2 separate regions of the Mus musculus genome follow, and region 2 is linked to region 1. The links are chromatin loops, found by intact Hi-C in ENCODE. Cell type or tissue: left cerebral cortex. All regions are shown on one strand. Links, peaks and the distances in the headings refer to the core of each region. The heading gives the core; the rest is flanking DNA.

Region 1 (15,919 bases), core at 5,306-10,305:
ATAACAACTTTATTGACAAGAGACAGCAATAATTTCCTAAGATGGGTATTCTCTGGAGCTCAAAGGAATAGGCTTTGGAGGAGGTGAATACCATTCTCTTAACATCACTTATTAAAAAGATGTATGTGCAGATATGTGACTGTGCAATAATGGTACATTATCGTGCACAGATGTGATGGAGTAGCTTTTGGAGACAGCAGTAGAGTACTAAGGAATGAAGCCTAAACACTTCATCTCTGTTGAAGCAAATCAGGTGGCCCACTATACACTCTGTGTGTCATGTGAGAGCCATCTGTTAGAAAGAACACAGATCCAGACACATGCTGGCACTCATGTCAAGCTTTCTATAGTGCTGAGGATGGAGCCTTGCAGAGGACCTGGGGCAGTTCTCAGCGCTCATACGGCTCACAATCCATAACTCTAGTAGGGGGATCTGACACCCTTTTTGGACCTCTGTGGGCACCAGGCATGCAGGTAGTGCACTGTCATATAGGCAAACATTCATACAAATAAAACATTTTAAAAGAATCTAAAAATTAAAAAAGGAAACTACAAATATACTTAAAGGGATCAGCAGCTCCTCCCCCAGAGACCAACGCTTACTTTTTGTTCCTAGACTCTTCTAGTTTATTTATATGCTCATATAGAAACATTTTAAAAGTGAATATGCCATGCATTTAAATTTACTATCTCTTATTATCAGAATATGAATACATGGCATCAATATAGCCTAAAATGATCTTGATAACTCCTCCACAAAGGCAGTATTGCTCATTTATAGAGAACCCTTGAGATTTCCCAGCCTGCCACCCACCGGGAACGTTTTCCACAATTTTGACTCTATAAACAGAGATAGGAATGTCTTCTATATGTCCATTCACTTTCCCAAGAATTCATTCCTAAAATGCAGGAATTACTTATTCTCTTATTAGTGGAGAGTCTAGCAATAAGGACTAGAGTTTGCAACTACAGTTGAGCTTCATTTTATAACACTGTGAGATGTTGGAGCTAGTGGACTCTCCTTTCTATGAAATAGAGACATTAGTACTGACCTCAGGGTCGTGCCACAGCCTTTGTTTTTAAATATCTCAGAGGAGGTTAGAACACAGAAAATATGATGTTGGTGTTTGTAAGTGAAAAAGTAGGTCTTGGAGCAAAGATAGTTACCTTTAATTTTTTTTTTTTACTTTAGATTTATTTAATTTTTTGTGTGTGAGTGCTTTTCCTCCATGTTTTTCTATGTACCACATATGTGTGGTGCCTGACATGGCCAGACAAAGGCAAAAGATCCTTTGGAACTGATGTTATAAATGGTGCTAAAACTCAAACTCAAGTCTTTTGGAAGTACGGTCAGTGTTCTTATCCTCTGAGTCACCTTGCCAGCCTTAACAGTCACATTTAAACACCCTAATACCCATGTCCTTCCCTAAGTGACAGCGTTAGAGTTATGATTGGAGAGTATGAAAGGCCAGCCATTCCCCTCCCTAAACCTGGCTGTGTTTTATGTTTTCTTGGTGTGCTGGTTTTAATAAGATGTGTACCATATTCTCAGACATCTGTTTCCTGTCTGTGGTTGGAGAAGTGAGCTTTCAGCTGCTGCCACACTTTCCTGTGATGATGGTGATAGAATATTATCTCTGATAATTCACTCTGAACCATAATTCCAAAAAAAAGTCCTTCCATATTTCTGTAAGCTGCCTTGGTCATGATGTTTTATCACACTGATACGAAAGTAAATAAAATACTTGGTGACATAATTTAAATATGTTAAACTTCTTCTCTGTTTTGTGTAAAATGAGGTGATGGTAAGTATCTACCCGGTAGAAAAGTTGAGAGGCTGAGATGAGATGGCACAGACAGAGGGGGTCACATGACTTAGAAAGAGAGAGAGAGAGAGAGAGAGAGAGAGAGAGAGAGAGAGAGAGAGAGAGAGAGAGAGAAAGATCAAACCAGGTTGCTGGTCTTTGTTCTGAGTCCTTTCACTTGAAAGAAAAGGACACTCAGAGGTCAAGGCCTGCATCCTTGAAGCACCAAGGTCAAATGACAAGGGACACCCAGTGGGCAAAAAGAAGTACCTGGCTCTAAGTTATTCACTTGTTAGGGCTGGTCAACCAGAACAGACATTTTAGGAAGACGTATCCAGCAAGTATTAACAGTGACGTGCACATTGGGACCAAGAATGCTCGTGAAAATTGTCCTCAAGATTGGGGGGGGGGGGCTATTTTGAAAGAGAGAGGGGGAGAACACAACATAACACAAGGGAAAAACGAAGCAGTGGATATGCAAAGGAAAAGCACCGTGTGCAGGACCGTTGGTTGGTGCCATGTGCAAAAGAAATGGATGCTCAAGTCAAGCAACAAGATGTGTTTTCATCTTGTGAAGACCCAAAGAACAAATGACCCTGACCAGGAACATGGTTCCGGGAGAACTTCCTCAAGATGCTTAAGTAGTTGAGCGAGGTGTGGAATGAAGCAAAGCCTGCCTTCTCTGAAGACTTCAGGCCTGAGTCCCTCCTCAGCAATGGTCTTAAGTTGGATAGAACTTTCCATGGGTCAGTGCCAGTGACTGAAAGACACTGACTTTAGAGTGTGTCTTTAGGCCTGGCTTTAGTCATCTTGAGAAACTTAAGGCAGAGCAAAGAGTATAGTTACTATTTATTTATTTATTTATTTATTCATTCATTCATTCATTCATTCATTCATTCATTTATTCATTTATTTATTTACCAAGAATGGAATGGTGGGAAGAGAGCTCCCAGCTGCTGTTGTGAAACACTGGAAATTTTTATGAAAAACATTATTTGTAGCATGCATTGTAAGACATCACGGATGATTACAAAGAAACTCACTCAAGTCCTTCCCATGTGTTTGAGAGAGGACTTTTAGGGTGGAGGGTATCAAATTATCTTAGTGGGTCTTCACTAGAGACAGGAATACACTGGGCAACTCTCAGGGTTCTGTTCTTTCTATGATTTGATGATTTTAAAAAAAATTGATCTTACAAAGATCACTTTGGCTTCTTTTCTATTGCAGCTACCCAAGGAATAGCTGTTACCTTGACAACAAGGGACAGTCCTAGGTTCCTCATATGCTAATAGGAAAACAGCCAATTTTCTTGTTCATAAAAGAAAACTGTTGGCTAATCTCATTCTCTCTCTTTCTCTCTTCTTCTCTCACTCTGTTCATCCCTCCCTCCCTCTCCCTTTCTTCTAGTGTTCCTAGTCACGCTACAATGAACTTCACTGAAAGGATAAACTGGTTGATATCTTTGGAATTTTCACTGATACTGGAGAAACTCATTTACAGAGGAGTTGGGAATGAGACAATGCTATAAGCATAAGAGGAAATGAAAGTCCGTCTTGGAGAAGAAAATGAACTGCATAAGTTGTTTGGCTTGTGGCAGGATACAGCCAACAGAATAAAGATTCCAAGAGGCACAGACTGGACCAGGAGGAGTAGCAGCTTCCTTCCTGTGTAATTCTCCCAAGAAAAAGATTGTATTAGACTGAAGGGAACTAATGAGAGTAAAACACCCTCTGCAGTGTTCTTCATCCTAAATGCTGGACACCACAGGACAACACACACTATCACTTCCTATCCCTGGTCTTTCTGTCTCCATGCTGAAGCCTGGAGGTACCACTGATGATGTACATGAATACTTCCAGGTGCCTGTTGGTGGTAACATAATTCTGATGACCAGAAGACATATGAGCATCTAAAACGTGAGGCAAAAACACTCTTGCAAAGTAATCCTTGGGAGGTTGTAAGCACCGTGCTATTCATCATGCATTTGGCTGGAAGATTTGGGACTGGAAACTGGAGACTTTCCATAGGGCTGGAAGATCATTATCTTGCTTTGTCTTACTTTCAAACACCCACAGAATAGGACCTCTTCCCCTTTTCCTTCTCTGAGCTTAGATCATTATCATGTGACCTCTTTCCCATTTTCCCCCAATTTAACACTACTCAATTTTCCTGCTTGTAAGGGGGAAAAAGTGTGATCTGGTACCTTTCAACCTTTCCTGTCTTATCATGAGCCTCTCTGGTGCAAATGCCTCCCTGTGCCTAGCAGGATTGGATTTGTTTTTCCTGTTATCATTTTTTTTCTTTTTTTAAAATTAGGTATTTTCCTCATTTACATTTCCATTGCTATCCCAAAAGTCCCCCATACCTCCCCTACCCCCCTACCCACCCACTCCCACTTTTTGGCCCTGGCATTCCTCTGTACTGGGGCATATAAAGTTTGCAAGTCCAATGGGTCTCTCTTTCCAGTGATGGCCAACTAGGCCATCTTTTGATACATATGCAGCTAGAGTCAAGAGCTCCAGGGTACTGGTTAGTTCATAATGTTGTTCCACCTACAGGGTTGCAGATTCCTTTAGCTCCTTGGGTATTTTCTCTAGCTGCAGAATTGGATTATTTTGTAGCCCCTCTCGATCCCCTTTCCACTGCAGGGACTTTTACTATAAACCCAGGTTTTGGGCAAGAACCTTTCTTCCTAGGTTGCTCCTTGGCCCTCATTTCTTCCCCCATCAAGACAAAGCCCCACCCTGCTTGGTGAGCACTCTGTGAGTGCTTAACAAAGGTTCTGGAAGCAGTTCAAATCCACCTCTGCAGCAACAGTAACTTGTTTCCCACTGACTCAGGGGAACTCAGGTCTTCTCGATTCCTCTAGCACAGTGATCTGGGTTGGGCCAGGCATGTCACTAGCACATCAGGGAATGGATCAAAACACAGGATCCTAGATCCTGGTTGTCCACAAAGCATCTCATGAAGACTCAGGTGAGGCCTGAGGGTCAGCAGCATTTCATAGGCTCATATTGAAAATGCTGCCTTGTTTGTGGGAACAGTTCTGAGAAAGTCTACCACTGTAGCTGGGGTGGGTTGTGGAGGCTGCTTACGGTTACAAGGTTTAGTACAGTCAGGCTCTCCTTACACAGCTCTAGTGCCTGGGTGAAAATGTTCCTGGGTTGTGGAGGCAGCTTCTAGTCTATTTTGCTCACAGATGTGTGTCACTGACATCAGACAATGTACCTGACATATTGTTGGTGATCAGTGATCTTCATCACAAGGAATGAATGAATGTTGACAGTGCTGAGAAGCCACACCTAGATAAGCCAGTCCTCCCTGACCTGAACTCTTAGCCATGGAGCAGAGGACCCTGAGAACAGGAGTTTAATAAGTACAGTGATGCTGGTGAAGCAAACTCAGGACAGAGCAGCCTGGCAGGAGCTGAGCTGGATGAACACATGTACCAAGGCTAATGTGAAGTAGAGCTTGAACAGAAACAAACAAACAAACAAACAAACTGATCTGGGCTACAAAGAAAGAGCTGGAGAGAATGAAAGGCAAAGCTGGGATCAGGTAGGACCCAGTCCATAAGGGTCAAACCAAGCTTAGAAGCCCTGGGGAGCAGGTGGCATGAGGTGTGAGGATTAAAGAAACCCATCATGGCTGAGATATGAAGATGGCATCAGAGGTCTTCTATGGAAGGTTTGAGACTGGCCAGGGGCCACTCCCATGGTCAGTTCTCTAGTTGATGGCCTTGGAGCAGTGTGCTGGCTACTTTATGTCAACTCGACATAAGCTAGAGTCATTGGGGAAGAGGGAGCCTCAATTGAGAAAATATCTCAATAAGATCAGGCTGTAGGCAAGCCAGTAGGTTATGTTCTTATCTAGTGACTGATGTGGAAGGACCCAGACCATTGTAGGTGGGGCCATTTCTGGCAGGTGGTTCTGTGTTAAAGCAGGCTAAAGAAGCCATGGGGAGCAAGCCAGTAAACAGAATGCCTCCATGGCCTCTGCAACAGCTCCTGCTTCCAGGTGCCTGCCCTGCTTGAGTTCCTGTCCTGACTTCCTTTGTTGAACAATGATAAGCAAGTATAAGCCAAGTCAACCCTTTCCTTCTCAAGTTGTTTTGATGGTCATGATGTTTCATCAAAGCAGTAGAAACCCTAGTTAAGACAAGAAGGAAGATTGTGTTAATGTTGAAGAACCTCAAAAAGTGAGGATAGCTAGGTCTGGGTTCATGCCTTTTATCCTTAGGCAGCAAGTTCCAGGCCAGAGCTACATAGTGAAATGCTGCCTCTGAGACAAAGAGACAGAGACAGAGATAGGGAGAGAGAGACAGAGAAACAGAGTCAGAGAGACAGAGAGTGTGTGTGTGTGGGGGGGGGATAAGAAAGGCTGATTCTAACACAGGTCAGGTAATATTCTCTCTGTATCTGTCTGTCTGTCTCCTGCAACACCCAACTCCTCACCTGTGCAAGCCTGTCTGAGCTTGTTCACTAGCTGGTAAAAAAAAAAAAAAAAAAAAAAAAAAAAAAACTTAAATGAAGAGATGGGTAAAGAGGAACACAGAAGACATGTGGTCACAGGAATTGTTGCTCCCAAGTCACTGTGTCTGTATAAAAACAGAATCCATAAAGGAGTCTAGTCTACTGAGTGAACTCATTTCATTAAGCCTCTGGTGAGTAGACTGAATACCTGCCTCGTGACTGGCACTCATACTAGCTACTGCTTGCTTTCTCTTTTGATACACTGAAAAAGAGTGAAAGAATTTTCAAAGAGCTCACTTTATGAAATCATATCACAGAGAAGCAAATCAAAATAGTGGCAGTAGGGAAATAATCAGTTGACGCCACCTTATTCTTAATTTACAGTAGGATGATATTCTCACAACCTCTTGACAGTGTTGAATAATTGCATGCTACAAACCCTCCAGATAACAGAAGGCAACATGCATAACTTCTGGTTCAAATTATATGTTTCATTTCCTAGTCCTGTTTAGAGTCAGTAAGTAACATCAATTAATTAATTATGGATTCCTAGGTGATAAGGGTTATCTGTGATTTCTATTTCTGCACACTGCCATTACTTCTCTAAAGCATTTGGTCTTTGAGAATTCATAATGAACATTTTTAGATGTGGTTAGTTTAATCACTGGTTTGTGTTTACAAAATTTTATATGGTTGCAAAGTTGAAATATATGTAATCTCTGTAGAAGATTGATTTATAAGTTGATTTACATGTTGTGTTATTAAGCTTACATTTTGTTTATAATTATTACCTTGACTGTGGCTGCTTTATGGCAATGTCAGCTGTGACATTTGGAAAAGTAAGAGGGATTGGACTATGCTTCCTGCACTCAGGTATTTGTAATGTGGAGTCAAAGAGAAGATGATAGCAGGCTGCTGGGTTACTATTTGATCCACAGTTATTTGGGGGAGGGACTTTTCAAGTTCATCTCCAATGTTGCATCCAGATGTGTTGGCCCAGATGTTGGGACTAATGGTCTTCATTGTACTAGCAGACTTTCATGAAACTTTGGAGCGGACAACACCAAGAAAAAGATAAAAGGGGAAAAGGCATCTGTGGTGCCTTACATATACAGATATGTAGCACCATCTGCTGGATTCCAGCAAAGTGAGACCAGCAGAACACACATTTCCACCAGCAGTGAACTGCTGAGTAGGCCAGACTCACAGAGGACTGGCTTACTCACACCTCAGACTCTAGTTTATGAATGTTGGGAAGACTTTAATATAAACAACTCTTCTATCCCTGGTTTTAGGAAAAAGTCAGAGGACATTGTTAGATATTGTTTATAGTCATACATCTACATAGCTGACTATACAAACACACACATATATATATAGATACACATGCAAACATATACATACATACATGCACACACACATATATACATGCATAGATATAGGTATACACACATGTACACAGTACACATATACACTCATACACACATACACATTTGTATATACACAGATTCATGCACATACACAAATATGCACAGAAGTTTATATACATACATACTGACAGACACACATGTACACACACATATATATCTGTATGCTGAGTTGGGCATGACCTTGGTAAAGGTGAAATGACATAGTTTCTGTCCCTGGGTTCTGTGCCAGCAGGCATGGCCTTTCAGGAGTGTCAATGGCTGTTGTGGGAATATGGTTTGTTTGAATAATAATGTACAGAAAATTTTCACATCTCTCCTTCAGGGAATGTCCTCCCTGTTAATGTTAATGACTCCATGATAATCAGACAGTATGAATCTGGAAGGTAAGGTGTGACTAATTTCCCAGCAAAATGGTAAACACTGGGACCTTCAGGACAGTCCTTAAGGCTGTGGAAAAGAGCTCAAAAAACTTGAATCCAAAAATATATAATTTTTCAACTATGCAAAAATAATGATGCAATGTGAATTATATGAGGGACTTCACAAATCTAAAGGAACAAAAGCAGGGTGCTGTGTGCCAACCTGTCAGAAAGATACTTAGGAAGGAGATGAAGAGATTTAGGAAGTGATGATTGAAGGATATCCCACCCAGTTAAGGTTTTTGTTTATGCTTACAAGAGCAAGAAGATTTCTGAGTTCAGGGTTAGCCTGGGACAGAGCAAGGTTAGGCCCAGGCATTGTAGAAATTTTAGAGCAGGGTCCTACCCAGCTAGCTTATTGTCTGTGGTTAGTAGAGGTAGGCAGATCTCTGAATTCTTTCGCAATTTTTTTTTAAAAGTGCTTGCTGTCTTCTAAGAATCAAGGGCTGTGGTAATGGGATGCTGGCTCATGGGGTAATCAAAAGGGAACTGGGGTAAAGACTGAATTGATATCGAAATCAATAACTGGGCTTTTGATGTGCAAGAGATGAGCTATCCAGAGAATTTTTAGTACAGAAAAAAAAAAGCTGTCTAGAGTAGAAAAGAATACAGAAAAGTCTGAAAAGCTGTCTTAAGCAGAGAGCTGTCTGGAGATCTCCAGAGAAAGCAGAACATAGAGAGGGCAAATCCAGCAAGCTGTCTTGAGGGGGACATATGCCTTCAGCTTGAACCCATAATTTGACTTTAAGTTGTTTGTTTTCAACACTCCCAGACACCCCTTCTCTCAGAACCCCTTTCCAAGCTGAGGCTAGTCCTTGGCATGTGTGCATACACCCATACCCAATGCACACACATATTCATGCATACCTACATACCTACCTTCACATGTACACACAACACTGTGATACACACACAGCTCACTGTTACCTAATTTCATCATTGAACATAAACATACACGGACTGCACTCAGGTACTTAGTACTTCTGCAGAGCAGTGGCTGACACTGGAAAAAGAAATCCTGTGACTATGTAGTTCAGAAAAGATATCAGGAAGTATGTGATTAGAGCCTGGATGGAGTTAGGTGACAGAGCACGTATCCTCCATGTGCAGTGCCCTGGGTTTGGTCCTATGTCCTGGAAAAAAAAATCAGTCATTAGAGAAGTCTTTTTATTGTTTTTCTTCATCAAAAAATGTTTTCTTTAAATAGAACTATAGCCAATTTTTATGAGAAAAGAATATATTTAGGTCACCCCGTTCACTAGCTCAGCAATGATTAAGATGTTAACAGGAACCGGAAACTATGACTGGAACAATTCCATTGCCATCGGAGATCCTGCAGCTTCTCTACATTGAGGTTAATGCTCTGTGATAAGAGCTTGGAACCCACACTAATGCGCCCAGAAAAAAAACATGGATATGGCTTGTGTGAAGGACATATTTCACAGAGTGCTAGTCACTGGACAAGAGCCACCAAACACATGCAACACAGAAGTCATTGGCTTTATGACAGTCTCCTACGGGCATGTACTTCATCTTCCACCCTGCGACAGGCTGCACAGCCTCACACACCAGCTAATGTGTAATTCTGTACACACCTTGCACTCAGACAATCTTAGAGTGTTTTTCTAATTCTGCTGTGGATTGATTCTCAGTTTACTCAGGTACAACTATATGAAGAACTATATAAAAGAAGATCTCAATAAATGGAGATATGTACATTTCTGTGTGGTGAGACAACTTAATAAGCTCTTAAAGTCTCCTCCACATCCAACATAATTTCAGTGAAAGTCCTTGGGACAGCCCCATTTAATGACAATGTCTCAGTCAGTGTTCTATTGCTGTCAAGAGACACCACGACCAAGGAAACTCCTATAAAAGAACTCATTTAATTGGGAGCTGGCTCACAGTTTCAGGGGCCTGATCCCTTATCGCCATGGAGGGAGCATGGTGGCACACATGCTACTAGAGCAGCAGCTGAGAGCTACATCTTGACCACAGGCTGAGAGGGAGAAAGAGGAAAACTCTGGGCTGGGTGTGGGCTTTTGAAAACTTCAAAGTTTTTGAAAAAGTTTTTTTCAAAGCTTTTAAAAACTCCCAATGAGCTGGGGCATGGTGGCGCACGCCTTTAATCCCAGCACTTGGGAGGCAGAGGCAGGCGGATTTCTGAGTTGGAGGCCAGCCTGGTCTACAGAGTGAGTTCCAGGACAGCCAGGGCTACACAGAGAAACCCTGTCTCGAAAAACAAACAAACAAACAAACAAACAAACAAACAAACACTCCCAGTGACACATTTCCTTCAGAAGGCCACCCCTGGTCCCCTAATCCTATCAAAGAGTTCCACTTCCTCTGGACTAAGCATTCAAGTATCTGAGCCTAGGGAGGCTGTCCTTATTCAAATCACCACAGATGAGCCGGGTCCTGGCCAAGATATCCCAGTGTTTTAGGAAGACAGCTGCTAAGCCTGATGACCTGAGGTCCATCCCTAGGACCCACCTTGTGGGAGGAAAGAACCAACTTCTCAAAGTTGTCTTTGACCTCTGTCCGTGACATACAAACGTACACACACACACACACATACACGCAGGGATGTGGGGGTGAACACCTTTAATCCCAGCAGAGGCAGGTCTCCTGTGAGCCGGAGACCACTCTAGTCTACACAAGTCCCAGAAGATCATAATAGAGAAACCTTGGCTCAACAAACAATCAAACAAACATTTTTTTTTTAAATAATTTCCACACTGGCAATTCAGCACAGTGAGTAAGAGTACCTGCTGTGCAAACTATACAACGGGAGGTTGTTCCCTAGGTCCCACAGTGGAAAGTGAGACCTGAATCCTGAAAGTTGTTCTCTGCCCTCCGCATGCACGCCACACCCTATGTGCAGTTAGCAACTCACAGACACACACATTACACACATACACGCAGCTTACAATTACATATGTCAAGAATAGCACGTAATTTATTCTGAGGACATTAATGGAAGGGCCACAGATTTTGTCACAAAGTTTCTTCCCAGGGCACAAAACAAAACATAAAGATAGCACAATGCCCATGAACTGATGTGGCACACCTAAGTGGACTGACAGCTCTCTGACAAAGCTGGCTAGTTAGGCCAACTGTCACCACAGACATCAAAATGAAAAAAAAATGCAGTGAGAAATGGTCAATAAGACAGGAAGGAGTGTGTTTCCTCCCCTCCTGGCTGGCTTCCCAAACATGTTGTCAATTGACAGGCCTGGGCCAGCTGTGTCCAGGTTTTTGGTCTCTTATTCAAAGGGTTGATATCAAGGCACAGAATTTTAGCCAGGTGACTTCAAAGCAAGGTGACAGTTTAGTTTAGATGCACTGTCAAGACTGACATTGGGCTACATAGATGGGGGTACTCAGGGCCTGATTATTGCTTTTGGCTATTTTGGGGTTCAAGAGAAAGTCAGTGTCTAGGGGCATAGTTGGGGTGTTTGCCTTGGATGATGGAAGCCCTTGCTCAGTGTTCACGCTCCTTCCCATGACCAGTTATGCATAGCCATAGACAGTAGACCAGAGATTCTCCCTAAAAAATCTCACCTCGAGGACACGGTTTGCCCTACTGTACATGCACTCCAAACCAGTTTATGCCAAGCCAGCCCTCCTATCCTCATATGCATTAGAAATCTGTCAGAATGGAAACCATCTAAATTTGATGGCTATTATGGATAGAACTTATTCTTAGACAAGAGGGTGTACACACATCAATGCAGATGAACATCCTGGGTTCTAACAGGTGGCTATGTGCATTGTTCAGGAAAGAGCGTGTGAACATAGCACATGCAAATGAGGGTCCTGGGTTTCCCAGTGACTTGTCAGAACACTGACAAGATGCACAGTGTCTAAGCCAAGTGGAGTCGGGTTGCTAAGCTACACCCTACGCTTGCCTTACTCACTGGGTCCTGGCCACTCTTAGCTCTCTTTCTTATACTTCCTTGATGTAATGAAGGGAACAGCTGCTTCCACAGGCAATCCCAGTGGGGCACTGCCTTCCACAGGCCCCAAAGTTACAGGACTAATCTAATGTGGGGTGAAATTTCTTACTATTACCCCAAAATAACCCTTCCCTCTCCTTAAGTTGATTATCTCAGGTACTTTGTTACTGTTATTGGAAACTGAATAACTTTGACCAAGGTCAACATGGTGCTTAGATAAAGGGAGAGACTTTAAATAAGTGAACGCTGACGCAAAGCACTTTCTGATTCTAGAACAGCAGCGGCTGATCAAATGTGACGGACATATTTTGAAGATAAAGTTGGCAAATTTAGTAGTGGGTTGAATCTGTGTGAAAAAATACTGTATTTTAAGGTAATGAGACTCACTCATAAATGAGCTTACTCGTTCAACCTACAGCCAATTAAGCAGGTGCCTCCATTTGCCAGGCCTTGTAACCGAGCTCCTTTTCCCTGAGGCCTGGTGTACTGTGGCTGCAGGAAGCAGCAGCAACCTTAGTGGTGCACAGGACCTCTTTCTTCATGAGCTGCCCTTAGGGATCTTAGAGATTTCCAAGGGATGGTCATGATTCTGACAGTATGCTGTCTCCAGTATGGAGTCTAGACATGTGCAGGGTGTTTTGTATGAAGCCTGGGCATAATCAGGATTCATGTTGGCTAGGTTACCATGTCCACACTTACCAAGATGCAAAATAAAGAAGATGGAGCTCACACCATGCACTGTACTCAAGTCCCTGGCTGCCACATCTCAAAGAAGTCCATCTCAAAAAAAGTACAGACTTAACGAGGTGAATGAAGAAGCACTTGAAGACATGGCGCCTGGGAAACGGGCCTCCCAGGTGGCTATGAGGTCAACTCTGGAGGCTTCCAGAGCACGGTCTCCTTAATCATGTTCACCAACACAGCAAACACATTATCCAGAAGAAATAAGTGCAGTTCATACAAATTAATTAAAGGTTAAAAGTCATAGCACTGGCTAGGCAGAGTAGTGCACATCTGTAATTCCATCACTTGGAGGCTGAGACAGGATCACCGTGAGTTCATGCCATAGTGAGTTTACATCTTAAATAACAATAAGAAGAAATAGCATTGTGGATGAATAGGAACAAAATATATTGTATAGAATTCTAAAAAATTAATATAAGGAAGAAACTATAAAACTAAATTCAGCAAGGTAACAGTAGGATTAGCTAAGTTAGAATTCACTGTGGTATTATCTATCATCAAAAGCAACATTCTGGTGGGTACGTAGCATGGGAGTAGAGGAATATCTAACCCGTGAGAAGCATTGGGTATGTCCCCTGCTCAGAAACCTTTTCAAAAGCCAGTGTTCTTTTCCCTATACCATTTATCTGTGGAAAGCATGTGTGCAGGTACAGACATTCACAATTTAAACATGGATATAAATAAAACTCAATACTAACTATGTATAAATAGTCTAATGTCTGGTAAGTTATTGTTGTTTGATTTTTTGGTTTTTCCTTTGTAAAGCTGGTAAAATGAACAAAGCAGTGTGTTAGCTTTTGTCTACAGATCCCAACATGGGACTGGCAGAAAGTTGCTGAGGACCAGAACAGCAGCACATGGTCAAGACTGTACAGTAAAGACTGGAGTGGGCCAGGTTTTGACACTGGGCTGCCATCACACCAACGAGTCAGAGAAATACTTACAGGCCCTGCAAGAGTTCAACGGAAAAAAGAACTGCACAGTCAGTCAGCTGTTACATCGCTGGGCTACACGTCTGTTACTGATAATTGTCGATAGTCTAAATATAACAAATATTTGCATATACACCACCTATCCAAATAGACACATGTAGAGTTTACTATAGATAAAAAAAGAGAAAGAAGTCAACTGTTCTTTCTAAAGAAGGAAAGAATCAAATGACCTTCCCGCATTGCAGATATATAAAGTACTTGGCTGGGTTGTATTTGAAGGCCTCTTTCAGCTCTGGTATGCTGTGAAACCTGACTCTTCAAGAATCTAAAAGAGAAAACCCCTGAGATATGTCTTCACTTGTGACAGGAGAAAAGAAAATCCAGTTAACAAGACCAAAGAGACAGTGGTTGACAAGTGCCCCAGGAGCAAGTGACTGCAGTGACTGCTCTGTGGGTGTGCAGAGCCAGGAGGAGGTACCTGCCTGAAGGCTCCCATCCCAGGGGGTAGCAAAGGAGGTCCAGCAGTGGAGCACTGCCTAACACAGCTCAGTCCTGTTAGGTCATGCTAATCACCAGGAACAAACCATTCTGTGCTCTTTATCTCAGCTAAACAAACTTCACGGTTGTTTATTGTGTCCTGCACACAGGTTGTTTATTGTGTATCAATCTGTGTTAGGAGAGATTGTGGGGAGGAGGGAGGAAGTTGGAGAATTTCTGGTGTATATTTTCTCTATACTAGCTTTGGATGCTGGTCTTTAAGCTGCCACCTCTGCAGAACTAGAAGGTTGTAGGGTTAATCATGTGAGGTGTCCTAGAGCTGCCTTTAGCTATGCTTCCTTTTGGGGGAACAGGGTACACATTATAACAGCTGGCCCACAGAGCTAGCCATGATACCCTGCATCATCTCCTTCTTGTCCCTGACTCTTGCTGTAGATAATTGAGATGCTACAATTACTGCCTTTAGCCCCTGACACCAGAAGTCCTGTAGGGGATGCCTCTAGAGAGGCCATAGGGCAATGGCAAGAGCCAGCTGTTGGAGCTGTACTGCTGTGCTGGTTGGGTGCCTGGCCTGCCACAATTGGGCTTGGGTTGAACCTGGCAAAGATTCATAGCAATCAGAAAGAATTTAAGAAGTGAATTAACTTTTCAAATACCAGTGCATACTATTCTCCCTGGCTTAGTGTGTGGAACACACACAACTCAGCAACTGGCACTGGGAAGGCAGTTGGGATATTATGTTTGTCAGCTCACCTTTTGGATGGGCCGTAGGTAGGAGTGTTGTGCTGTGAGCATCTTGCTGTGGATGCCGTTCTGCTCTTATGTTAAAGCTGACTGACTTGATCAGAACTTCGATGGTGTAGAGTTGGAAACCCAGAGCCAAATTATCTTGAGCTATCTTTAGTCTCCTTAATAGCCAGCCGTTCATTGCCCATTTGACCAGGTAATGCTTGTTGGGCTGTACTAACTTAGCAAACCACTAGCTTTCACCAACCCCAAAGCTATGAATGTCACCAGATAGTATTTGAAACCTATGGATAGCACTGACTTCCCAACTATGCTGTTGTTGGGAAGAAGCAAAGGAAACTTACTCCAGGCAGTACCATTTCGTTTTCAGACTCCATTTAATCATAGGGATAAAGTAAATTCAAGGTCCCAGATCCCAGGGAAGCCAGGGGCTTCCCCATAGCTGAACATCTTCTGTTGTAAACGGTTGAGTCTAGACATCTCAGGCACAACTTCTCTGTCTTGCTGGCAGGGTTAAACAAGTTCATATGCTCCTGCCAGCGTCTTTGTCCCCTTATCACTCTTAGCTCTGGACCTAATGTCTTGGAGAATGAATTAAGGACCTTGAAGCCAGGTGCTCTGTACAGGCTCAGTCTCCCAACAGGTACTCCCATGTTTAACACATAATGTCAAAATACAATTGGATAACGCTGCAGTTCCCACCAGCTCCCCACTTTGAATTGTGTTACCATCCTATAACAATGCTGTATAATCTCCCACCCCGTACGTGGTTCAGATCCCAAACTGGCTGCCTCCCTGAGCACTCAGAAAATAAAGCCTTAATTTTTAAATTTCCATCTCTAAAGTGAGTTTTCTCAGCTTCCATCTCAAACCCAATACTAACAGTCTTTGGTGATGTTTTCATCAATGCATT
Region 2 (15,919 bases), core at 5,738-10,737, 360 kb before region 1:
ATCATGGAACAGTGAGGTAAGACTGGACCAAAGCAAGAACAAAACCCAGCAGAGCAAGCTCCAATCCTATAGCTCCAAGTCCAATGTCTGAGACTTCGTTTCAAAGAGCTTAGATGGTTCTGTTCCTCCTGCGATGCACAGATCTCTCTCTTGGGCTGGTTCTAGGCCTTGTATTCAGCTCTCCTTTGCAGATGCCGCATGAGCCCAGCACCTTTGATATCTTAGAGCATTTACTGCAACCCAACCTCCATCGTTACAACTTCATGCAATGGCATCTCAGGATCTCTGCTCAAGGGCTTGGGTAATGTCACACATTACCTGGCCCCAGTCGCTCTCTGAAACCAAGAGGGTAGGGGACAAGACCCTCCACAATCTCACATCTTTCTTCTTTCTAAAACCAGCACAATGTGGGCAACACTGCCAAGCAAGGCTGCCAACTTGAGCACACACAGCTCTTGGACCACTCACAGCTACAACAACTTATGCAGTTGATTTCTAGAAGCAATGAATAGTGAGTGGCTGAGAGGGACTTTAGCTCAGGGCACCTTGCTTCTCATTAGCGACAGTAATCTCTTTGACTGTTAGAGGCTCCTTTTCCGCACATGACCACCACAATTGTAAGGTTCCTGGTGCCCTTTCCTTTCTTAGCTGCACTGTTTTTATTTCTCTCTGCACCACCTGCTGCTTTTTTTTCATTACAGACCTGAGCTAAGATTAATCAGCATTAGCCACACCATAGATGCTGTGCTATGTTGCCTTGAAATCTCCTCTGTGGCCATCACTGGAAAGAGAGGCCCATTGGACACGCAAACTGTATATGCCCCAGTACAGGGGAACGCCAGGGCCAAAAAGGGGGAGTGGGTGGGTAGGGAAGTGGGGGGGAGGGTATGGGGGACTTTTGGGGTAGCATTGGAAATGTAATTGAGGAAAATATGTAATAAAAAATATTTAAAAAAAAAAAAGAAATCTCCTCTGCCTCATGCAAATTCTCAGGACATGGGCAGAATATAGCCAGATTCTTTGCCAAAAATATCAAAGAATGCCCTGTGTCTCCGTAGTTGATAGACCCCTGTTCTCCTCTAAGGCATCTGGAGCTTTCCTGCTGAGTTCTGCTGTCAGCATCAACACTAACTTCTTCCAGGTTCATATAAGAATGACCCACTGAGCTCTGCTGACACTACCCAGCGGCTTCTCCAATCTAAAATCCCAGCATCTTGTGCACTCCTGCACAAAACAACATGGCCAGGTTCTCTGTAGCCATAGCCCACTTTCCTGTTACCAGTTTCTGTATTAGTTGCTTTTCTGTTGCTATAATAAAACAGCATAACCAAAAGCAAGTCAGAGAAGAAAGAAATGTGTTTTGGCTTACAGTTCCAAGGGAAAAGAGCCCACCAGGGTAGGGAAGCCATGACATGACATGGCATGATATGACATGACATGACATGACATGGGCAGGAACGGAAAGCTGGCCGGTCACATTTTTTGCACTCGAAGGAAGTAGAGAGAACAACAGGAAGTGAGACTCTAAACACTTAGAGCCTGCCACTACTGATGTACTTCCTCTAGCAAGGCTGTACCTTTTAAAGGTCCCCTAGCTTCCCCCAGACAGTACCACCAACCAACCAGGCACTAATTGTTCAAATACATGACCCATTGGGAACACTACTCATTCAAATCTCATCGCTGGAGAATAAAAGCAGCCATCTTATTTTCTCAAGGAGACTTTAAGTTTCTATAACTACTTCTCTACCATTTATCATCTCTATATTACTATATTCAGAATGAAAGCAACCATTTTGGAATCAGAAACGCCTTGGTTTACTGAGCAATGGTGGCACACACCTTAAATCCCAGCACTCAGGAGGCAGAGGAAGGCAGATCTCATGAGTTTGAGGCCAGCCTGGTCTACAGAGCAAATTCCAGGACAGCTAAGGCTATACAGAAAAATCATATCTTCAATGTCACACCCCCTTAAAAAGCCTCAATTTGGGTCAGGACCTATCTTAATTAGCTGTAAAACCTCAAGTGTGATAACTAGTGACTGTGGGCTTTACTTTCCCATCTATAAAATGGACAGAGTAGTCTCCATCTCCCTTCTACACTAAAAGTCTAATAATGGGTCAGGTGGCCTCTCCTTTACTTTGCTTTTCTCTCTCTCTCCATAGCAGAAGCATTTCCTTTGTCAAGTGCTACTGTCTGGTGTTGGGGATTGGTTCAAATGCTTTGAATTAATCCGGTCCCCAAAATTTGGAATCTGTGAACACTAAAGGTCCTTGTTCCTAATTAGGTTTTGATCAATCAATAAAGAGCCAATGGCTGAGCAGGTAGTCTGAGGCAGAACCTTTGGATTGTAGGTGGGGGCTAGGAACTTGAAGGAAGAAAGGAGAATTGCCAGGATTCAGAGGGAGACAGGTCAGATTTAGAGCTGCAGAAGAGAAAGCCAACCTGCCATGTAAGAATTCGGGTAAGTGGCCACTGGCCACTTCTCTGATTGGGCCTGGGCGTCGCAGGGGAGAGTTTAGGCATCTCAGGAGTACCGGATCGGAGCATTTGCCAGCAGGGGAAGGTTAAAGAGTGTCCAGCCTTTGAACTAGTCATGGCATGTCAAAAATTAACTGGTGTGTGTGTGTGTGTGTGTGTGTGTGTGTGTGTGTGTGTGTGTGTTGTTTCCTTTGTGAATCCAGATTGCTCCCTGCGAGCGTGCAACCCACCGGGAACCAAAGCGGTGTAGCTAACTACCGCTACAGTCTGGCCTTGTCCAGAACAGCTTCAAATTTCTGCTTATATTGACTTAAAATGAAAAGCTAGAAACAGCTGTCTGTCAGGGAGTCCCTCTTTCTCCATGCTTACTTTCTGTCTGTACACACTGGATAACAAGGTCATCCCTCCCTCCTTGTCCCTAGAGATATGCCTTAAAGCATCGCTGGAGAATGGAAGCAGAACACCATGCCCGTTTGTGCCTGGCAGCCCTGCATACAGTACCAGCCCCAGGAGCTGACCTGCTCACTGGCATTGTACCTGTGCTTTTTGAAGCATTTTACCGTAACAGAAATACTAAGAGGTACTGTGAACGTCTGGCGGGTCTAACGGCTATGGGTGATGGACAGACGGGGTGGTAGTGTACCTAACAGATATGCTACGAGCATCAGATTAGTGTTACAGGGATCGAAGAGAAGTAAATTGCATTATAAAATTAGAAATAGCACCCAAATTAGAGCTTTTAAATTGCTTATCTCTGGAATTATTCAGCTTAATATTTTATGATCACGGTTGACTGCAGAAACTGAAACCACACAGGATAAAAAGCACAAATAAAGGAAGATCTTTGTATGTTGTGCTTCCTGCAGGAAAGCCAACTCATTCCACCACAGTGTACCTCATATCACAAAAACCTGTTCTTTCGTAATGAAGCATTCTTTGGCCAATACACGGCTTTCTGAACATGCCATTATAGACCTTCCAGGGTAATGCAGCTTTATTATTTTATCTTAGGACTCTGATTTAAACCCTAAGTATTTGAAGGAGATTGACAGGTCATTACAGCCACTGACCAACTACATACCTGGATTAGGATCAGAACTCTATCTACAGACCCATGACAGAATCTGACCAAGAGCCACCGTAAAGCCCAGCTATCCAGAGAGCACAGCCTATGCAGTCTGAGACATATACGGGCCTTCTCTCACTCAGAAAGAAAGGATCTATTTTCTCACTAACCCTTCAAATGTGGGAACAGTTCTTGCCACCCTATCCCCTCTGTGAGCATAAGAAATGTCACACGTGGACCCAAACCCAAATCATAACCACTGGGCTTCCCTGCTCTCTGACAGTTAACACCACTGCGCACACATAGTCTGTCTGTCCATTTACAGAGTGAGATTCCAATGCAGGTTTTGTCTCTGGAATTAGAAGAGCCATTGTTATCAGACCGAAACACGTCCTATACATTTGCTCTCTACTTTGGCCTCAGATCGGCTTCTCCTGTCTTCCCACACACCTCTGCCTTCCCGTGTGGAACTAACCCTCTCCCTTCCCAGAGAAACCTCGAGAAGTCTAAGAATGACAGTCATTCTCTGTCCCCATTTCTGACTAGAGAACAGATCTTTCCTGAAAGCTTGGGATGAGGAGCTAAAATCCCAGAGCCCTGAGGACCTGTGGTGGCCAGAAGTCCCTCTCTAAGTAGTGGTTGCTTACTACATTCTCTCTGTCACTCTGATTATTCATTAAATAAGTATGAAAGGAAGGAAAAATCCTGCCATTTCGGACCACTGAATAAGAGCATGAGACAATGGTATAAAACCTGAATTGTTTTGAAATTTTCATGTCAGGCTGAGATATTTAGTTTTTCCTTGTATTCATTTAATTATAGTTAACTAGGCAGGAATGGCCCAGCTAATTGTATTTTTTTTTTCTGATTTTTAAAAGTTGAGCATCCACGAGCCGTGTATTTTAACCCCTGTTTAACCAGAAACAAATCCCAAATAAAATGAGGTACAGAAAAAAAATACACAGCGTTCTAATTAAACTCCATGCCAGCCCACTTTGAAAATGCCTAAATATTAAGGGTAAAAAATCAACCAACCCTAGAAATGTAAGAAATGCAGATTTAATAACAGTTAATTACTAGCAGGTGTATTAGTGCCTCTGTGAAACACTCCTTTTATCTCCCTTTCAAGTTCCAAAGCAACCATGAAAGCAGTATCGTGGATAATGAAATACAGGAATTAATTCTTGATTTCACTGAGGTCTTGGACTGAGATGTCCTCGCTGACAAGAAGAAATGAACAGTAGTGAACAACTAGAATTCTCTCAAGATGACCTGACACATTCATGTAAAGTAAAACAAAAACAGGAAAAAAAAAAAAAAAGACTATAGTTGGTATGCCCAGGTTGCCTCTGTAGGAGAATTTCCTCCTGGGATTCTTAGACTCACTGAAGGGTGACTCGACTGCCAACAGAGGTGCCAGGAGGTCCCTGAGTCACCTCACGCATGGCTGACTTGTTCCATCCCAGCCACTGTCACATTCTGGCCACAGAGAAATGAAGTTGCCTTTGCAGTCGACACCCACTTCAACACAGTGTTAGATAAAAGGGCTAGAGAGGCATATTGCTTCCACGCAACAGCGATCACACCCGTACCACAATGCAGGCACCTAATCTGGATTGTAAGGAAAACAGCCCGTGCCCTTCATCTTCTTGAAAAACTCAAGAGCTAAACTGGGTCCGAGACGAAAACCTTTGCAAGTACAAGTACGGCATCACCTAGCAAGAGAAGCCTCCCTTGCTTTGGGAAGTAAGAGAGGCAAAGAGTGAAGTTTCCCAGGGGAGCACTGGAGAAAAAGTCACAAGATCATCACTTGGGGTTATGTGGGGTGAGGTGATGGCTTGGGTGTGAGAGACAGGAACTCTGCATGCTTCCTGTGAGGATGGGAGGTAGAGATTGTCCTGTGACCCCCACATACTTTGAACATCTTTGCAGTTTTTAAACCAGAAAACAGCCGTCCAGCTTCAAGCCTGAGCGCCCACATGTAAGCTCTTATGGAAGCCAGAGCCTGTCTTCCATGTTCCCCTAAGACATGGTCATATCACTTCACTTGAAGACAGTCCACCCTCAAGCCCACCCATTAAACCCATCATTTAATGTTAACACTAAGTGCAAACACAGAGGAGAGTATGCATCCGTGCTTTCCTTTTCCCTTGCTTTGTGTCAGTTATTAAAGACACTGTACTTCTGGAAGACAGTAAGTAGAGTCCTTTTTGGAGCTTGGCTCCACAGGCAGTGAGAACACAGCAGCTCTTCTATGTGGTCCTTTATTGGAGTGTTCCAACTCCACTGGCAAATCTTGAGCCAGGCTGGGGGTGGATGGGCTCACACAGCTTCTCTGGATATCATTAGCTGTTTCCAGACCCATTGCTCTGCACACTACCAGCATCTCTCACTACCCGCCTGTCTTACTCCATCCTGGAAGCAGGAGGAACTCAGAGTAGGTCATGAGAAAGAGCTATTTATCTTGGTACTTTTGCACTGGATAATTGCAGTTGACAAACACATAGTATTACATTATGCCCAGGTGGCTCTGTCCTGCCCATCATTCTAGCGGCTCTGGACATGATGACTGGATTCGACTCCAAGATTCTCAAAATGCATTTCATAGGAATCAGACCCCTTGGCTGCTCCTTGAAAAGAAGACTCCACGGTCAATAAGTTCCAGAAGTATGATATGCCCCGTATCAGGGGGGACTTCATAACCTCATACAAAACTGTGGCGGAAAAGAGAGAGGAGAAACTGCAGAACTCATTTAGTTTCCTGCATCCCAAGTCTAATATCAGCACACCCTTCTCCCCACAATTCCATGCGGCATTAGAATTCTACAAAATTCTCTTGTATGCTTCTGAGCCTGGATCACTCAGGTTGTTAGATTATAATCTACATACAGAGAGAGACAGAGACAGAGAAACAGAGAGAGAGAAAGAAAGAGAGAGACAGAGTGACAGGGAGAGAGAGAGAGAGAGAGAGAGAGAGAGAGAGAGAGAGAGAGAGAGAGAGAGAGAGAGAAATTGAAACTATGGACATGGTTTATAGGGATGCTGCACAGACATCCATTCCTGTCAGGAGAATGACCTAAAGGTACACTGCTCAAACTCCCTTCTCAATGCCAGAGCCATTTGCAATGAATAACCTGAGCTATGAACACAATTCTCTTTCTGTGCATATAGAACATCTGAGGGTGTTTTAAGGCTATTAGATGGTGAAATGGATGAGTAACGGAGGTTTGGTTTGAATTTTTACCCCTTTGGGACATTTGCAGAGTCGCATAAAGTCTTTAATATGAGGGTATTTTTTTTTAAATATATAGGAGCCAAAAATCTGTTCATTCTGCTAAGTGTTCAGTGACACCATCCACGCACATCTAGGCCATTCCTGCTGCCATTAATCATCCCTGTCTTCTGTCAAAGGCCCCAAATCTTCAGGATTAGAGCCAACCATTGCCCCACAGTAATTTTAGAGTTGTCTCTCAAGCAGAGAGCCACAGAGCCAAACCGATACGTTTTCTGACAGGAAAGGCAGCACATTGTGTCCTTGAAGCTGCTGCATAAATCCAATCAAGGTCAGATGACATGGAAGGAGACTCCTTCAGCACTCTTAGGGGAACAGCCCAAGCCATGCTGCAAAGGTGGTCGGATGGCTGAGCACTGGCTCAGGAAAGTGACCTTTGTGCGGGAAGAATGGTCCCCAATACTAGGTGTATGACTGTGTATGCCATGCTCTGGAATGGTCCTGGCCAGAATGTTGTCATCCCATGTTTCTTGGAAATGATTCTGTCCACCTTGACTGTTTGCTGAAGGCGAGGCATTTGAAAGAAATCTAGAGCTAATTATTCTTTGGAAATGAGAGCAAAGATAACTCTTACCTCAACTTTCCCTAAGAGTATGGAGCAGGGAGCTCTGTGGCTCTACTGTCTTGCACAGGGAATCCCCTAGCTTTCTAGCCATGAAGAGAGCGATCATTGACAGGCCCGTGCCACAAAATATACCCAAGCCACATCCCAGGGATGTCCCTGAGGAGGATGCATCCAGAACCAGCAGGGATGAGTGATGGGGTACCAGTCTACTTCCAACAGAGAGGTTCTGCAGAGAGCACCAACCCTCTGACATCCTCGGACAACAGCTGATGTGTGGTGCAGGGTGTGTGTGCTCAGGCTTTAACTCACACCTACACCACAGAAGCAAGGAAAGACAAGAACTCATTCGTACAGACACCCACGCTGGAAGATGAGCAGGAAGTCAGGCCATCTGATACTTGCAGGCATCCATTTGCTGAAATCAGCACCAGCTTCCACATCCAAGTCAGAACACACCAGCAAGAGAAAGCTTTGTCTCCTAAGCCTGACTCCAGAAGCTATTCCCTGCCCAACTGATTCCTTATCAGAACATTGTCCTACCAGGGCAAGCACTTAGAAGGGCTTTCCTGGAATTGTCCCTAAGGCCCCACAAAGAAGTTTCAACTGCCACTGACTGGCCCAGCAATCTCTTACTACCAGTCTCTCCCAAGATTCTCCTGACCCCAAGATCCCTTAGACGACTCATTTCCTTTGTTTGGAAAGCAGCTTTCTCTACATAATTTATAAGTCCTTATTCTACTCATGATTCCCTACAAAACGGAAGTAGCTTACTCATGAGTAGATTGACACTTTTAACACAGCTGCTCCCCAAACTTCATGTAGAAAATGAGAGCCTTAGATACCCTAGATATACCATGGGTGTTGGCTTTCAGTGGCCTTGTGAACACAGCTAGCCCTGGGTTCTCGAGACTATCCAAAACAGCACACACCCTAAGGCTCTGTGCCAGACCCACGGCAGCTCCCAGCTCCCAGCCTCAGCCCTCTGTCACTATAACTCTGCCTGTGTGGGTCTGTTGTTTGGAAAAGGAGTCTAGCCCATGTCACCTGCTTTACTCCTGTTTTGTAGCACCCCTAGACTCTCCCATCTGTGACTACATCTGCGAATAAACTAAACCCACTTTACTTTCACCTTACTTGTAACAACTGCTTAAGGACAGGCCCTCCCTCTGACAACCTGGTTCTGTAGTGTCCTGCCTGTTCACAAGATGCATTGCCAAGCTGACCACTCACCCACACCCTCCTTTCCAACTATGACAGAAGACCTGGGAATCATCCACTGCTTCAATTCCAACTCCTTTTGAAAGTAATCACCCACAGAGGTGGAGATAGTTCTGAAGCAGAAACACCAATGTCAAGACTTTGTGACTCTGTTCCTCTAACTGGTCCACGAGAAACTGCCCTGATGACCTCCAGAGAGCAGCAGGCCACCTCAGCCCTTGCATACTAATTTAAAGTCATTTCAGTCATGGAACTTGACTGGTTATTTATCACACACACACACACACACACACACACACACACACACACACACACACACACACAACCCTGCTCCACCCTATTCTTCCCTGTTGGCATCCAACATTCAAATATCATACTCTACTAGTTCTGCACCTATGTGGCACCCGCACCATCCCAAGTTCCCATTCTCTGTCACCATCATTTCTTACCTACGTGACTCAAGACTCCTGGTCAACCTTTGTTTTCTAGCCCCGCCCTTGCTCTCTCTAACTGTGGTAATCTCTGTAAAATACAAATACGTCTATGTCTCCCTTCATTCGAATGCACAGGCCTCTTTTCCCTTTAGGATGAAGGTCTCGTTCATGAGGACCCCCTGTCATACTTTAGGCTGTTTGTCAATGTTTGTCCTCATTCTCCTCTCCCTCAATAGTCTGTGCTGAGTGTGCCACATTCTGTCATCTCTGGGACTTCACATGTGTCCTTCTCAACTCAAAATATTCTGTCTTCACTCAGCCATCATGTGTATCAGGGTGAGCACCACCTTTTCCAAGAAGCCTCCCCTGAGCCCTCCTCATGAACTTCCTGGCCTGAGTGGGTGTACTCTCCCTGTTATCCTGCTTAATAGGAGCTTAAAAACTCTGTAGAGTTGAACCCTCTGTGATGTAAAATTCATAAACACCCTTTACCTGCAGCAGACTAAAGATGTTCACTCACTCGCTTGCCTTCAGTTTACGGCAGATTATTTGCATGAAATAATGCTCAGTAAAAAATTTTGGTGGGTTAATAGGGGGTTGAAGCCTCCTAGAGTTTTTTGTAATGATCATTGTAGCCTTGAGGGGCCAGGCTGGTTAGGTTCAGTCTAAACTCAGTGCCTTTCCACAGGCAGTGAGTCTGACGAATGAGTGTTTTCTCATCATGCCTTTGGGACTACCGTAAGTCAAAGGTAGACACTGTGTTGAGGCTATATGTTCTAAAGGATGTTGCCAGTTGCAAAATCTGGGTAGAGTATTAAATGAATTACATATCTTGACTTTTGCTAATTATCCATAATTCTGGGATGGGGGAGTTGCAATAATTTTTCTACTCTAAAGTATACCCAGTTTGACAGTTTCCTGGTGAGCACTGAATCAGGAAGCAACCTGGGTTGGTGTAAGGGGGGCACTCTCGCTGAGCTCTCTGCTTTATATAAAGGGCCACGTAAGGGGTAGGTCAGTGAAGTGCTTGCTCTGCAAGCGTGAGGACTGGAGTTCAGATCCCCTGGCACCCACTTGAAAAGCCAGACATAGTATGCATCTATAACCCTAGCCTTGGGGTGGCAGAGAGGGCAAGATTCCTGGGCCTTGCAGACCAACCAGTCTAGCCAAGTCGGTAGGCTCCAGGCTCCCTAAGAGACTGTCTCAAAACACAAGGTGGAGAGTGACTGAGAGAAGTACCTAGCCGTCACACTCATGTTCACACAAGTACATGTGAGTCTGAGCACCCATGTACACACACACATGAACACAAGTACATGTAAGCCTGAACACTGCTCTCATGTACACACTCATACATGTGCACAAAAGTACATGTGAGCCTGAGCACTCATGTGTATACAAACACACACACACACACACACACACACCACCCTTACAAGGGTCATTTAATGACTCAACAAGGATAAGTCCCCTAAAATGCTGCAGGGCACAGATTTGCCCTGATTTTTGACTGTACTTGATACAATTCAACACCTCGGTAAGGCTGAAGAGCAGTAACTGCATCGTGTAAAGTACTTATCAAGTAATTATGCTATTAAAATGACACCCGTCAGTCAGTACACACATTGTCTTTGTCTCTGAATTCTTTGTCTCCTCTGTTTTATTAGTCAAAACACTATTTTCAGCACCGTCCTCATGAACGAAGAAATCTATATTTAAATAACGTTATTAGGCAGTAAGATAAGCCTCCAAGGGGGAGTCAGAGGAACCTGGGTGCACCCTGGCATCTGGCTTTTGTGACAAAGATCCAAGCTTCATGCTTTCTAACCCACTTTTCCCATCACCAAAGCTTGGTACTTCTCATTGCTCACAATTCAAACCTGTCAAGAACAAACATGGGCAGGAAAGCACTGGCTATCCACGTGGAGCCAAATCACTAATATAATTGTTTAATTAACTGGAATTTTGAAAGTAACTTATAGTCTTTCCAACTTAATTCAGAAACATTCAAAGTTCTTATTTCCAACCAAATGTGAATTTCGGGAAGTTGTAAGTATGTTTACAAGAAATAAAATAACTAAAAATTTTTTTTTAATTATACTTTTATATTGCTCAATCATACTGCTAAGTTAGTTAGAGTTAGAGGGATTCTGGAGGAGACGTGGCTAACAATACTAAGACACCATTTCTCCAGGGAAAAGAACCATGGCTATTGTGGTAGTCTGAATATGCTTGACCCATGGGAAGTGACACTATTAGAAGGTGTAGCCTTGTTGGAGTGGGTGTGGCTTTGTTGGAGGAAATGTCCTCAAGCTCCACCCATTGTGGAAAAGAGCCTTCTCCTGACAGTGTCCTGGCTGCCTTCAGATCAAGATGCAGAACTCTCAGCTCCTCCTCCAGCACCAAGTCTGCCTACACAATGCCATGCTTCCTACCATGATGATAATGGACTGAACCTCTGAAACTGCAAGCCAGCCCCAATTAAATATTTGCTATTGTAAGAGTTGCCTTGGTCATGGTGTCTCTTAACAGCAATGAAACCCTGAGACAGCTGTGTTCATCAGTCATATATTGAGCATTTGCAACTATTTGAAATATTGACATTCCTACAAGGACAGCTATTAGAAATGCAGGAGACTAGGATGAGGAGCCAGTGGGTAAAATGTCTGTCACACAACAGAAGCTCTGGACTTTAGATCCCTAGCACCCACATAAGAAGCCAGGTACCCATAATCCCATTATTGGAGAGACTGAGGCAGATGGAGGCCTGGAACTTGCTGGCAGCTTGTCTGCCAGATCAGCGACTCCCAGGCTCAGTGAGACTCCATCACAAAGCACATAAGTGAGAAGCAACTGAGGATACCTCCAAATGTGGACACACACACACATACACACACACATACACACGTACATAACCATAGGCTACATATACACCAAAGTCTGCAAAAGAGCAAGAGCTAAAATTAAAAATAAAGAGAGAATTTGGAGAAAAGCAACAAGAAAGGGAAAGAGGTTTATTCAGCCCTGAGTTTCAGAAGAGAGAACACTAATCTTTTTTTTTACAACCCAAATAAGCAAAAGATTCATAAAACATGCAAAAGATGTGCACACTAACCTACCCAGAAGATGTTTTGTGAGTTTCTTAAAAGAAAAAAGTTCTACCTTGCTTCAGAAGTGTGAGTTATAATTATTAGGACAGATAAAGACCATGAAAACCCATCCAGTTTTCCCAAGAGGAAGCCATTAGAACCTCGGGGTCAGCAGGAGTTGAGTGCAGAGTGCAAGAAGAAATTACTCAGCAGAGGGTCAAGGAGGAAGGTGGAGGTAAGGCAGCGTGAATGAGGACCTGCTGGGGCTGCGACAGACGGATGAGAAGGTCTTCTGTTGAACAATAGGGGAAAGTTAATAGATTTGGGAGAAGTAAAAAAGGAAGGGAGAATTTCAGAGCAAAGTAACAAGGAAAAGGGAAGAAAAATATTCAGCCCTAAGTTGCAGAAGAGAGAATGCTGGAAATGGCATAGGACAAGCAAGGCAGAGTGGATTAATAAGACAAAAGAAGAAGCCATAAGAAATAAAGAGAACCTGAAAAGCTGGGAATATGAACCAGATGTGGAGCACTTCCTAGTGTATATGTGTGTCTGTGCTAGCTTCAATCCAAAAGAGATTGTGGGGTCGGGGTGGGCGACACATGCAGGAGAATCAGGACAGTAAGATCTTAAGCACTGGGGAAGGAACTAAAAACTAAATCTGCCAAGTTTCAAAAGGAGGATGCTGTGGTTGGTGGTGGGGTAACAAAGCGAACAGCAACAGACTAGGATTGAATTATTGCTCAGCATCACAAGTAGGGAGACTGGGTGCAAGCTACACCTCCCCGGGAGCGGACTGGGGACCCCAGGATAAAGCCAGGAAGCACACACAGACAAGGGGAGCTAGTTCCAGCATGGAAAGAGGGTTCATTGGGTGTAAACAGGGAAGGGATGGGGCTGTGGAGGGAGGAACAGGGATTAAGTTGTCCTTAAACACACAGTTGTTGAATTTAATTTACCCCATAAAGTCATTTCAAAACAAGGGGAATTGTAATATGACTTTTCAAGGGTTTGCTCTCTAACACAGTCTACCCACATTCATGAGTACTGTACCCCACAATGGTGTGTAAATTCATCTGGCACCCCTAAGTACCGCCAGCATTTCTTCAGCATGAGGTGTTCCACACTCGCTACTCCCTCCCCATCTCTCTGACTTTATTTGTCATTCATTCTTAAGGCTTCCTTCAGAAACTCAAGCTGTGACAGGATCCAACCACTGAGGACACCCAATCTTGCTTTATTATAAACTTCTGACAGCCTGCTGCTTTCTTTTCCTTTTTTTAAATTTTATTTTATTTTTGCTTTTCTTCTGTGTGCCATGTTTAAGTCCATGTTCACATGTACGTGTATATGCCAGTGCACATGTCTACACATACATGTAGAAACCAGAGGCAGACTAGGGTTGTTTGAAGAAGAATGGCCCCCATAGGCTTGTGTATTTAAATGCTTAGTCATCAGGGAGTTGCAGCATTTGAAAGGATTAGAAGGATCAGGAGGAGTGCTGGCATTGAAGGGAGTGTGTCTCTGGGAGTGGGCTTTGAGGGTTTAAAAATCCATGCCAAGCTGGGAGTCTCACTCTGCCTATATCACAATATAGCTCTTAGCTACTGATCCAGCACCTGCCTGCATTCTGTCATGTTCCCTGCTATGACTAAACCTCAGATACTGCAAGCAAGTGCTCAATTAAATGTTTTCTTTTAAAAGCGTTGCCTTGGGCCTGGTGTCTCTTCACAGCAACAGAACAGGAACCAAGACATTGACATTAGATATCTTTTTCAGTCACTGTCCACCTATACTCTTTTGAAAGACAGGCTGTCTCACTAAATCTTGACCTCAGTGGTTGGCTAGATAGTTACCCAGGATCCTCCGTTCTCTTCACCTCCAGCACTGAGATTACAAGTGTGCTTGCTGCTGTACCAAACATCTCTCCATGAGTGCTAGAGACGGAACTCAGAGCCTCACACGTGTGCAACAAGCACCTTACTAGCAGTTACCTCTCCAGCCCTGACCTTGAGCTCACTGTAGCTGGGGATTCGTACAAATAGCCATTGCTATTTCCTGACTTTGGATGAAATGTGATGAGATGCTCCAAGTCTTGCCACTTGACTTCCTCAGCAGAGTGGACTGACTATACCATGAACTGTGAGCCGAAAGCAACCCATTCCCTCTTAAGTTGCTTTTTCCTGGGTGGTTTTGTTGTTGTTGTTATTGTTGTTGTTTTGTTTTGTTTTTTGTTTTTTATCACAGGATGGTGTATGTTCATTAGCCACTATGCACCTCTGTAGTGATCCTTACACATGTACAAGCAGATTATCTTTATAAGAACCAATGGGGAGCTTGCTATTTTACAGATAGAGAATCTTAGGTGCTTTTCACTTCTTCTTGAACACAACCTTACTTGGGGTTTTAAGATATCCAAAATATTCAAATAACATTAAACATGCACAAACATACACAGTAATAAACACAATTCCTCTCACCTACCTCTCCACACACCTTTGCCAGCTGTGATGGTTTGTATATGCTTGGCCCAGGGAGTGGCACTATTTGGGGAGGGTGGCTCTGTTGGAATAGGTGTGTCATTGTGGGTGTGGGCTTCAAGACCGTCATCCTAGCTGCCTGGAAGTCAGTCTTCCACTAGCTGCCTTCAGATGAGGATGGAGAACTCTCAGCTCCTCTTGCACCATGTCTGCCTGGATGCTGCCATGCTCCTGCCTTGATGATAATGGACTGAACTTCTGAACCTGTAAGCCAGCCCTAATTAAATATTGTCCTTATAATGTTGCCTTGGTCATGGTGTCTGTTCACAGCAGTAAAACCCAAACTAAGTCACCAGTGCACCATGACAAGCTTAGCCCATTCTGTCCACATCCTCTCCTCTGGCTCTCTGGGTCATCTCATGCACACCTCAATCACTCGGTCACTGGGTGGATGGAACCTTAGGCTCTGGCCTGACAGCTCCAGTGACACCCACCTGGGAAACACTGGCCAGTTCCTTAAACAGTGCTGCCTCACATTGCAACATAGCTGCTGCCTGCTCCAAAATCTATTGATTAGAAAGTCTTAGTCTTCCAAGCATGGTTTCTTTGTTTGTGATATGTGTGAGTGTGTGTGTGTGTGTGTGTGTGTGTGTGTGTGTGTGTGTGTGTGTGTCTGTCTGTCTGTCTGTCTGTCTGTATCTAAGTGTACGTTCGTGTGAGAGCATGTATATTTATGTAAGGATGTGTGTGAATAGGTATGTGTATTCATGAGCCCATGCATGTACTTATGGAGTGGAGGTTGTGAGTCACTCATACCTCTTGAAACCTAGCCCTATGCTGGATTCTTTCTGCCCATTAAAATCGGACAGAAACACTACAGTGCAGACTAAACATGCCCTCTCCAGTCCTTGTTTACTGATAGTCAGGTCTCTGTTTGGTGCCTCTTCATCTCCACATTCAGCCTTACATGTAAGCCTGCTCAACTCTTCCAGCCTTGCTAGAACCTCAAATTGGGGTCTTTGACCACCTTTCCCCACAGTAGTGAAAAAGCAGGTCTGCTCATACCTTAACACCTAGCAGGTTAGTATCTTTGATTTGGACCAAGTTCTTAGCTGCTAGAATTCATGACATTGTCTGGGTCTTCCTTCTGTTTGACAGCAAGGAACCATCTAAGTACCAATTCACAATTTAAATACAAAGGAACAATCTAAGCCTGCCCAAGCTGGGACAAAGCCATCCTTGGCTAGGTAAGAGTCTGTCCTGATGGCTGTCCTATTTGTCTTGCAGTCCACCCACA

What was found. Hi-C counts contacts between places; a loop is a spot of excess contacts. Peaks named below come from ENCODE experiments on the same cell type or tissue, not always from the same donor. Only the 100,000 strongest peaks of a DNase experiment are listed, where the experiment ranks them.
Region 2: it touches region 1 in a loop (2.3-fold over the local background); 2 of 42 quality-filtered maps call a loop at or near these places.

Annotation. Positions count from the first base shown.
Region 1 is chr3:33,844,757-33,860,675 of GRCm38, reverse strand. No RefSeq gene overlaps it. Among named protein-coding and RNA genes, the nearest start is that of Ccdc39, 8.4 kb to the right of the region's middle. In left cerebral cortex, for the core only: a CTCF peak has its summit at 7,411 (motif pointing left); a DNase peak (open chromatin) is centred at 7,411.
Region 2 is chr3:34,209,174-34,225,092 of GRCm38, reverse strand. No RefSeq gene overlaps it. Among named protein-coding and RNA genes, the nearest start is that of Gm52623, 50 kb to the left of the region's middle. In left cerebral cortex, for the core only: no CTCF peak of the experiment used is centred there; a DNase peak (open chromatin) is centred at 7,772.